2 separate regions of the Homo sapiens genome follow, and region 2 is linked to region 1. A link is a loop called in an ENCODE intact Hi-C map of the cell type or tissue named here. Cell type or tissue: endothelial cell of umbilical vein. All regions are shown on one strand.

Region 1 (5,000 bases):
GTGAGACCCCATCTCTACAAAAAAATTTAAAATTAGCCAGGCATGGTGGTGTGTGCCTGTACTCCCAGCTACTCAGGAGGCTGAGGGGAGGATTCCTTGAGCTGAGGCATTCAAGGTTGCAGTGAGCCATGATTGTGCCACTGAACTCCAGGCTGGGCAACACAGCAAGACCCTGTCTCTAAATTTAAAAAAAAAATCACACAGTTTATAAATTGGACAGGAGACTTTGTTTCTTATAAATGATTACAGCCTGCAAGGTGGCCATTTCACAAGCTAGGAAGCATCGCCTCCTACCAAAGGCATTACCAGGCCTTTCAAAGGAGGGCAGGATAAGACAGAAATTTAAGCTGAATAGGTTAGCCAAACATACATATTCAACAGTTTATAGGAGCAGCTATGAATATTCATGAAGGTGGTCACGAAGGCATTTAAATGTGCAGTCTCTGTAAACTGACCATGGTAGGTAGTCTTCTTATCAGGAGAAAGTTACGGAAATCAGTCCCTTGTCCAATCAAAGCTGTAGTTATGGCTTGTGGAACTGGGAGTCAGTTAGTCGGTGTCTGGTGGTTGGTGAGCTGTAACTGCTCTAACATTGCTTATCTCAAGGTCAGTGCTTGTTTGGCTGATAGAGAAAAAAGAAAACCTGTGGCAATTAGAACATGGATTATTCTTGAAGTGTAGGGTTGTGTGACTCAACCCTTGCCTGGCATGGCGTTAGGTCCTGTTTATAATTTGGTATCTTACTGCCACAAAGAATTCGTTCTGTCAGCCTTATGATCTCTATTTTATTTTAACATTAACGCTGGGGCTGGGCGCGATGGTTCATGCCTGTAATCCCAGCACGTTGGGAGGCCGAGATGGGCAGATCACGAGGTCAGGAGATCGAGACCATCCTGGCTAACACAGTGAAACCCCGTCTCTACTAAAAATACAAAAAAAAGTAGCTGGGCATGGTGGCAGGCACCTGGAGTCCCAGCTACTCAGGAAGCTGAGGCAGGAGAATGGTGTGAACCCAGGAGGTGGAGCTGGCAGTGAGCCGAGATGGCGCCACTGCACTCCGGCCTGGGTGACAGAGCAAGACTCCGTCTCAAAAAAAAAAAAAAAACATTAATGCAGGTCAGCTGTTATGTCTGAACTGTAAAAGGAAGCCAGTGTAACTAGGCACATTGGACTTCCTACCCTGTCAAGGCTGGGAACTCCATTTTTAAGGTTTTTCTGGGGTCCCTGGGCCAAGAGGGGGTCCCTTTAGTTGATTGTGGGCTTGGGATTTTATTTTTAGTTTACAGTCTCTTGCAGCCCTGTGCCTCCATGTAAGAGCTCCATCTATCACGATGCTATCATCTGGTGAGGAAGCTAAAGGCATGCAGAAGGTTCTGGAGGAGATGCCATCTGAAGAAAGAGCCAAGAAGCACTAAAATGCCAAACAGTGAAGATGTCATCTTGGAAGGGACCCTCCAGCCCCAATATTGCTCCTGGCTGACACCAAGTGGCCCAGCTGAGCCCTTCTCAAATTCCTGGCCCACAACATGATGAACAAAATAAAATGGTTGTTTTAAGCCACTGAATTTTACAGTAGTTTGTTATGCAGCAATAAATAACTACAACAGAATTATCTTCCCCACCCTATTTACTCAAGCAGGGGTCAGCTCCTTCCCAGCCTTTGGGTTCTTGGCTCCAAATCACCTCCTCCAGGAAGCCCACCTTGACCTCCAGGTGAGGTCAGACCCTGGATCCTATGTGCTCATCACACCCCATACGCTTCATTACCACGTGTGGTCATCTGCATGTCTTGCGGGTACTTGAATTGTCTCTGTCTCCCCTACTAGACTGAACCCTCTGCTGCACTGCCACCCTTGGCACAAACGAGGGCTCAGTGAGTAATTGCTACGTGAGTGAGCACGTCTGTCCCAGCCCTAGGCACTGGGCAGGGGCAGAAAGGCAACCCCAGCTAGGCATCTACAGCACAAGCTCTGATTCCCTCCGAACTACAGGTTGGAGTCCAGGGCCTTGGTCACTCTGCCAGCCCTGGCAGGCGTTGTCTCCAGCTTTCTACCTCTGAGGAGCCCCTGTGGTGGCCCCCCCTGGAGAGAGGGACTGGGAATACCTGGGGTGTGGGAAAGGGGGTCTGGGCTAAAGAGGGAGGCACCAGCATCAACCTCCTGCTGCCCCCATGACCCCAACCCACTGTCTGATGTTCCCGCAGCCTGTCCTCTGCACCTGCCTCCAGGACACCTCCTTGGCTCCTTCCTTGACCTCCAGCAATTCCTCCATCCAGCATCCTCCTGTGGGCCTTTGTCCACTTGGGGGAAGCTTTTGAACCCTGGCTCATCCATCTCTTCATTGCACTCCCTGCATCATGCACTGGGCTTCCAGTTCTATAGCAATGAACTCATTTAATCTTTACAACAGCTCCATCTTACTAATGAGGAAACTGAGGTCAGACAGGTTAGGTGACTTGCCCAAGGTCACACAGGAAGTGGAAGAAGCAGGCTCCAGGCTCCCACTCTGTTTCTCTGGCTCAGAGTCCAGTGTTTTTCCCGCTGCCCCGGATGAGATGACTCAGAGTCCCCCTTGGATTTGCAACATGTTCCTTCCTTCCTGATGCCCAGCTGAGAGCTGCCTGCCTGCCCGAAAGCTGATTCCCCCTTCCTTGGAACTCAAGGCCCTCCCATCTGAGTCTCCCAGATTTCCATGTTGGTACCAGCAGCAAATATGGGGTGGGAGGAGCAAGCGAGTAAGAGAGGGAGAGAGATTCCATCGATTCATTGAGAAACAGAGAAGAGACATCAAGAAAGCCTTTAGCACACAAAGACACCAAGTGCACCCTCCACACACACTCACAAGGAAGGAAAGAGAGAAACACACACAGTGCGAGGTGGGGGCATGGAGATGAGATCATACATATGAAGAGGTAGGAGAGGGGGAAAGGAAGAGAAAAAACAGATTCACACTAGGAAGTAAAAACACAGAATAAGAAATGCCTAGCGGGAGATAAAGATAGAAAAATCAGATACACGAATATACAAAGGCAGTTACAGACAAATCCACGAAGAGAGAGCCGTTGTGAGAGGATATAAATGAGAAAGAGGCACAATCTCAGAGAGAGAGGGGGACGCTCACAGGACACACTCTCAGGCAGAGGCGGAGGGAGACAAGAGAGAGAAACATGTCACAACAGACGCAGGCAGAGGAATGGAGGAACGAGCTGGGGAAGATGGAAAAGGCCACAGTGAGACTGAAGAGATGGGGGAGAGAATAATAAGCACAGAGAAAGAGCGATGGGGAGAGGCAGCAGAGAAGCCACAGATGCCGGAGCATCAGGGCTGGGAGTTCGCACCTTCCCCTCCCCACCTCCCGCTCCGCTCCACTCCACCACCTCCTGCCTCTGCTCACAGCAGCCTGAAATGTAAGCCCTGAGTGGAGAAGTTAATTCTCCCAAGTCCAGCCGCCAAGACGCACTCTGCAGTCCACCCGCATGCCCTTAGCGACACAGAGGCGGAGGGGGATGCATCTGCACCTAGCACAGGTTTCTTCTCCTCTTGTCTGAGCTTTGGAACTGCTGAAAGGAGAGAGACCTGCCCAGCATTTGATCATCAAACCCATGCCCAGAGCCGCATGGTTATACCTGCTAATTTCTGAGCCACAGGCAGCTGGAGGCGGGTACAACCCACCAGCCCCTCAACAAGCACCCATAGGGTGCCCACCAGGGACAAGATGCAGCCCCTGCACTAGGGACCCCCCACGTGGGAGGCAGACAGTCCTAGGTCCAAATGTCCCTTACTGGTCCCTACCTGTGATGACTCACCTGATCTCCCTAAGCCTCCACGTCCACCTCTGTGAAATGGTATCATCATGTCTACCTCACAGGTTGCTGGGAAAAATCAAAAGTGGATCCTGGTGAAGCACATTACACAAAATCTGGCATATAGTAGGTGTTCAATAAACATTGGCTTTCTCTAATTGGGAGAGCCTGGGAAATACAGAGATAACAGCAGAAAATGAAGGGTAGCCACAAGACTATTCAGTCCTTCTAGTTGAGTCACGGGAGACTTTGATGGCTTTTGAACCAGGCCTTAGAATGTAGGGAATATTTAAAAGTGAGAGATGGAGATGGGAAAGGGGGGAGCTCTCTTGGCAGACGAATTGGCATGCGCAAAGGCGGGGAGGTAGGGATGGTCTCCAGAGTAGAGACCTGCCTGGTTTAGTTAGAGTGGAAGATGTGTGGACATGGGAGGGATCATCTAATACAATATTCACATTTCATGGATGGAGAAACTGAGGCCTAGAAATGTTAAGTGACTTGTTCAAACCTACACATCTAGCAAGTGTCTGATCCATCTCTTGAATCCAGAACTCAGTGACTCAGGGATTCTCCCCTTTGCCAAGCTGGAAGTCAGCCCCTTGCAGGCGAAAGCGGAGACCCAGACTGAAGGCATCTTGGGTCTTCAGAAGTTTGGTGTTTTTCTAACAGCTGAAGTCCCAGAAACTAAGCCTCAGGCGGGAACATAAGTGGCAGATCCTGACTGCAAATGTCAATGTCTGCCAAGCCTAAGCTTTGACTGTAGATGCCACTGAGGTAGGGCAAGGAAACCCTATCAGGCCTGGGGGTTCAAAGGTGGGGCTCCACTTCTGAGTAGGAAATCCTTCAGTAGACATGTGTGAGGTCCCGGAAAATGTCCCATGAGCCTCTGGGAGTTTTCTGGCCTCGGGTAAGAGTTGGGGTTATTAATCCATGATTTATGAATGAGAGGGTACGATTCAGGGAGGTCAAAACCCCTGAAATTTAATCAAATTTAATATTACGAATATATTATATATAATTCCTAATTATATAACTCTAATTATATTCCCATATACCTTCGAAGGAGGGTAGGTGCTCATAAATGAGGCCCTTCATTCTTCCGGCCACTTGGACACACACTCGAGGAGTCGGAGCAGAGAGCTGGAGCTCCCAAAGGCCACCAATGAAGGAGAGCAGGGACAAAGAGCAGTGATGGGGG
Region 2 (5,000 bases), 69 kb before region 1:
TGCTCCAGCCACTCTTTTCCACAACATCCTGCTTTATTTCCTTCATGGCACTCAACACATTCTGAAATGATCTTGTTCATTCATTCATTGGTGTGTTTATTATCAGTCTCCGCCCTACAAGCATGCAAGCTCCGTAGGGGCAGGACCTCGTCCATTTTGTGCCCTGCTGCATCTCCAGTGCCTTGCATGGTGCCAAGCACAAAGTAGGGAGCTGAGAGACACTTGTTGAATGAATGAATGAATGAATGAGGTGGGCAGGACCCCAGACCTCCTCCCTCCAGTGCTGGGCTCTCCCAGTTCCACAGTCATTGGGAAGGAGGGGTTTTCAGGACGGTCAGTGGCTGCAGGACACAGTAGGGCCTGTCCCCAGGATCCCTGGTCCCCTAGTCCTCCTGACAAGGACTGTCCCCCATATCCAAGGGGTGTGAAGTTAGCATGCACCTCCCCTTCTTTCCAGCTCTCTGCTTACACCTTCCCCTCTCCCTTCCATGTGCCAGGTCTGGACAGAGCCAGCCTGACCACCAGAACCTCAACAGACACCAGCTGCCCAGGCCCTCGAGGAGGTCTGAAGAGCTGAGGTCCAGTGGGAAGCTAGTCCACCACCTTCAAGGAGGCCTCAGGTCGGGGGGACAGTCCTGACTTCAGGAGCCCTCAGTCTGGAGAAGACACGCGCCTGCTCTCAGGAGCCTCTAGGGGGTGAAGTCAGACACCTGCCCAAGGAGGCCGCTCTGACTAGCGGGGGGAGGCAGCCTTGCCAGTAGAGAGTCCAGTCTGCTGGGGAGACCTAGACCTCACCAGGGGCAGGAGCCCTTGCGGGAGGCCAGACACTGCCAGGGAGACCCCAGTCCCTGTAGACTCCAGTCCCTGTAGACTCAGAGACCTGCACTTACATTATTCAGAAACAGGCACGCAAGGTGGCCCCAACTCCCAGGTGGCCAGCCCCCTCCCTGAGGCAGAGGGGCAGCTTGGGGAGGTGGGGCTCCCAGATGGTGGACCCTGGGGCTGAACTGCCAAGAGCATCCATCTCCACGGAGGCCCAGACCCTGTCAGTGTGCTCCCTGGACTGGTGGTGGAAGGAGGGAGCCCGGATCCCAGCCTCGCGGTGCCCACAGCCTCCTGTGGTATCATGGACGGGTCCCTGTCCACTCTGAGACCATCTCCTCATCTGTGGCTCTGATGCTGCCTCCAGGCTGGGATCTCTCTGCTCTCTTCACCTCACACCTGCTTCCCCCTGCTTCACCCTATCACCTGTGTTCTTGATCCTATAATTGTAGAAACAGAAACTTGGCTAATTTCTTGGGCCTGCAAATTGCCCAGTGGGGAGACTGGGTGGGCAGCCCCCGCTTCCACTCCATCGCCCACCCTGATGCATCGTCTGACACTTTCAATTTATTTTTCAATTCCTCTACCATCAGAAATGACGATTAGATTTCCAGCAAAAATACCACGTTACCAAACTGAATTAATCACGGCAAGGAGGGGCACACACAGGCTCCAGGAGCCTGGGCAGAACATCCCAGCATTAACACTTCCATCCTCACCCAGGCACCCATCAGCAGGACAGAGGCTCCAGGCCTCCCAGAAGACGCCACTCAGCCATCATTGGGGTCACCTAATCCCAGACCCCCTCACCCTTTGCAGCCTCCCTCCTGTGGGCGTTCGGAGGAAGAGCCTTGTTCCGAGGAAGAGTCTTGTTCAAGGTCATGTGCCCCATCAGGACAGGGGGCTCATCCACATCCAGAACATAAGATGAGACTACCCAGGGTTTGGCATTGTCCAGGCCACATATGGGATGGGGCTCCTGCAGGTGTGAGGGTGGGGGCATCTGATGATCACAGGGTCTGGGCCCACAGGGGTCTTGGAGGGACCTGGGGGAAACTTCCCACCCCTGTACCACAACCAAGGCATTGCCCCTCCCTGCCAAGGCCATTCATTGATCAGTCCAACCACAGCTAAAGTTGACCTCAACTGTCCCTGACTACAGGTGTAACTGAGAAGAGAAGAAGGAGGAGGAGGAGGAGGAGAAGGAGGGGGGGAGGAGGAGGAGGAGGAGATGAATAGGAGGAGGAGGAAGCCGGGGAGGAGAGCAAGTATGACAACAATACACTTGTATTTAATGCTAACCGCCGGAAGGGGGAGTAAACTTGGAAGCAAGTGGTGTTTTAAGAGCCCCTCCCCTCTCCAGGGGCAGAGCCAATCTTCCCCTGGGCCCAGATTAACAGTAACAACAACAATCACTAGCAGGAGCGTCTAACAAGTGTGTTTGGTCCCTCAGGCACACTCTGTCCCACCCAGGGCCTTTGCACCTACAGTTCCGTCTCCCCAGAGTGCCCTCCTCCCTCCTTTCTGTCTCACTAACGCCTTTGTCTGTCAGAGCCCAGGTCAGATGTCACTTTCCCAGGGAAAACTTTCCCAGGGAAATCTTTCCTGATCACTCCCTCCCTCCTTTGGTAATCCACTCCCATCCCAGCCCCTCTAATTCTGTCTCATAGCACTTGCCCAGATGGGTGAATGTCTACTGGAGTGATTATTTTATTAATGTCTATCCCCTGCTGGACTCCGACCTCCAGGAGTGTGGTGGTCATGTCTGTTTCACTGCCCGTGGGAACACAGCACCCAGCACAGTGCCTGGAACAGAGGAGGTGCTCAGTAAGTGCTGGTGGCGTAAGTAGGGCAGAAGATGAGGCAAATAGATAAAGAAGTCCTTAGAAAGAGTGAGTCTTCCAAAAAGCACTGACCCTGGCCCCAGCCCCAGCAGCAGGGCAAGCCCCGATTCCCAGCTCCTGCTGGCACTGCCTCCCCATCCCCATGCACACATATCTGCCCCTGCTAAGTGACTGGCTGCCTGGCTCAGAAGGAGTTAACAGCCCAAGTTGCAGCCCAAGACCTCTGCAGGACCTACCTGGTTGACTGAGCCCTGTAAGGGTAAGCAGGGGTGGGGACCGTCTCAGGGACCCTCTCAGGAGGCCTGTGCACTCTGGGGAGAGTCAAAAGGACACCCTTCCCCTCCTGCATCCCCGTGCTCTGATTCAAAGCACCGCCACATCCCTCACCTCTCTTCTTCTTGAAAGCAGCCCTGGAGCAGGCTGCTGTCTCCCACATGAAGAAGAGGCCCCGGGAGGAGAGGGCTCAAGGCCACACAGCTGTTGGTGGTGGAGCTAGACTGAGCTCTGTCAGGTGGTTGGACACAGCTTCGGCTTCCACAGTCCGTGAGTGTTTTCCACCCTCCCTGCAACCCTTGCAGGAGCTCCACCTCAACGCCAGTCTGCCTCTCAGACTGCGGCTCAGGCCCAGACCCAGATTCCCTGCTCCCCATCCTTCAAAGTGGCTGAGGATGACAGAAGATTCCCCAGGACATCTGTCATCCCAGCGAAGCCTTTAGAAAGGAGAAATGAACTCACATCTCAGTTCTCTCTATTCTGGGACTTTTTATTAATTCATTCACCCACCCACCTGTCTATCCCTCCACCCACCCATCATTGGCTGAGTAGCTACCGTGGCCCAGGCACTGGCTGAGGCCCTGGGACACCACAGTGGACAGAAGAGGCCCCATCCCTCCCCTCGGGGAGCCCACATGGTAATGGGGAGAGATGACAGACACATAAAGGACTGACCAGCTGTGGGGCATGTGGGTGGCGATGAGGTCAGGGACACAGGACAGGTGAAGGGGCAGCGCATGATGGGAGGGAGTGGGACAGTGACACGTGAGACGCAGTCAGGAGGAGCGCGCAGATGAGGACGTCTGAGCTGAGACCTGAAGTAGGGGAGCCAGGCTGTCCAGGGGCCGGGGTGGGTGTCATTACTCCCAGTGCCATCTTCCAGTCTCCCAAGCATCCCAGTCGGAGGATGAATTCTGTGGTCACCATGGATAATGGGGTCAAATGAGCTCATGGGCATAACATCTTAACTCAGGGCCTGGCATACAGTAGGTGCTCAGTATGTGAGAGCTGCTATTGTCATTACTATTTTATTATCCTTATTATTCCACATGATGATGATGATCCTGAATGCACACGTGTTCCCACTCACCTCCTGCTTCCAAGTCTCAGAAGCTTCACCGTGGAGTGTGCAGGGTGAGCACCACCTCCACTAATGGAGCTGCCCCACCTGGGCTGTTGAGAGGGACGGAGCACCCTGAGCCCCCACTGGGGGTGGGGAGGGGGAAGGTGCCAGACGAGGGGGTGTGGGACAATCCCTCCCCCTCCTCTCATCCTTGCAGACTCGAAGGCGCAGCTGACATATCATCGCGTCAGGAGTCTGGGGAAGGTCTCATTAATTATGATTATTGACACCTTCGCAGATGCTGGCCATGTGACGCCCACTCTGGTGACAAAGGATTCCGGTAATTCTGTTTGAACTGCACTTTCCAGGCAATACGGTTTTCATTTGGGCCACTGGGAAAACGGTTTATCTTCGAAGACACTGTCTGGGGTGGGCTGGTGGGCGCTTGGCCCCACCCGTACTCCCTCCTGGAGGGTCTTGATGGTGCCAGAGCTAAGAGATGGCTGGGAACCAGGTCTGTCTCACCCAGAGCTCAGAGAGCATCTACTGAGGACCTAGTTCTCCCAGACCTCAGGGCAATTCACCTTGGCAACTAACCTCTGGCCTGTTTTTCTCAGCATCTGTGAAGTCACATAACTGGGTAAGGGACTTCATCAGCTTGCAATCCCACACACTCCCATTCCTCCGGCCCCCTGTGCCCATCACACATGGATCTTGGTCTCTTTTGTCCCTGATGTGACCCAAGCTCCTGAAACAGTGCCAGGCACACAGTAGGGGGCTTTAAAATGAGCCTGCTCTTAATGATAGCATCCACTGCTTCCTCGGTACCAGCATGAGCCTTCCACGGCTCTCATCTAACCTTCACACCAGTCCTGTGGGTGCTAATGAGGTAAAAGTCCTCGCTGGTGTCCATTAGTCCTAGCTGTGCGCCAGCAATGTTCTGAGTGCTTCAAATGGCTTGCCTTGCTTGACCCTCACGGAGCCTGTGAGGCGGGCAC

What was found. A loop is a pair of places that touch in the nucleus more often than their neighbours do. Peaks named below come from ENCODE experiments on the same cell type or tissue, not always from the same donor. Only the 100,000 strongest peaks of a DNase experiment are listed, where the experiment ranks them.
Region 2: a loop joins it to region 1, with 6 times the contacts of the local background. A loop is called at or near these places in 1 of 110 quality-filtered maps.

What each region holds. Positions count from the first base shown.
Region 1 is chr1:29,381,747-29,386,746 of GRCh38, reverse strand. No RefSeq gene overlaps it. Among named protein-coding and RNA genes, the nearest start is that of LINC01756, 34 kb to the right of the region's middle. In endothelial cell of umbilical vein, no CTCF peak of the experiment used is centred here; a DNase peak (open chromatin) is centred at 2,576; H3K27ac peaks cover 676 bases.
Region 2 is chr1:29,450,833-29,455,832 of GRCh38, reverse strand. The region is part of intron 1 of LOC107984933 (a long non-coding RNA gene); the gene reads right to left. Among named protein-coding and RNA genes, the nearest start is that of LINC01756, 100 kb to the right of the region's middle. RefSeq lists enhancers at 362-1,340, 2,426-2,926. In endothelial cell of umbilical vein, a CTCF peak has its summit at 2,115; no DNase peak of the experiment used is centred here.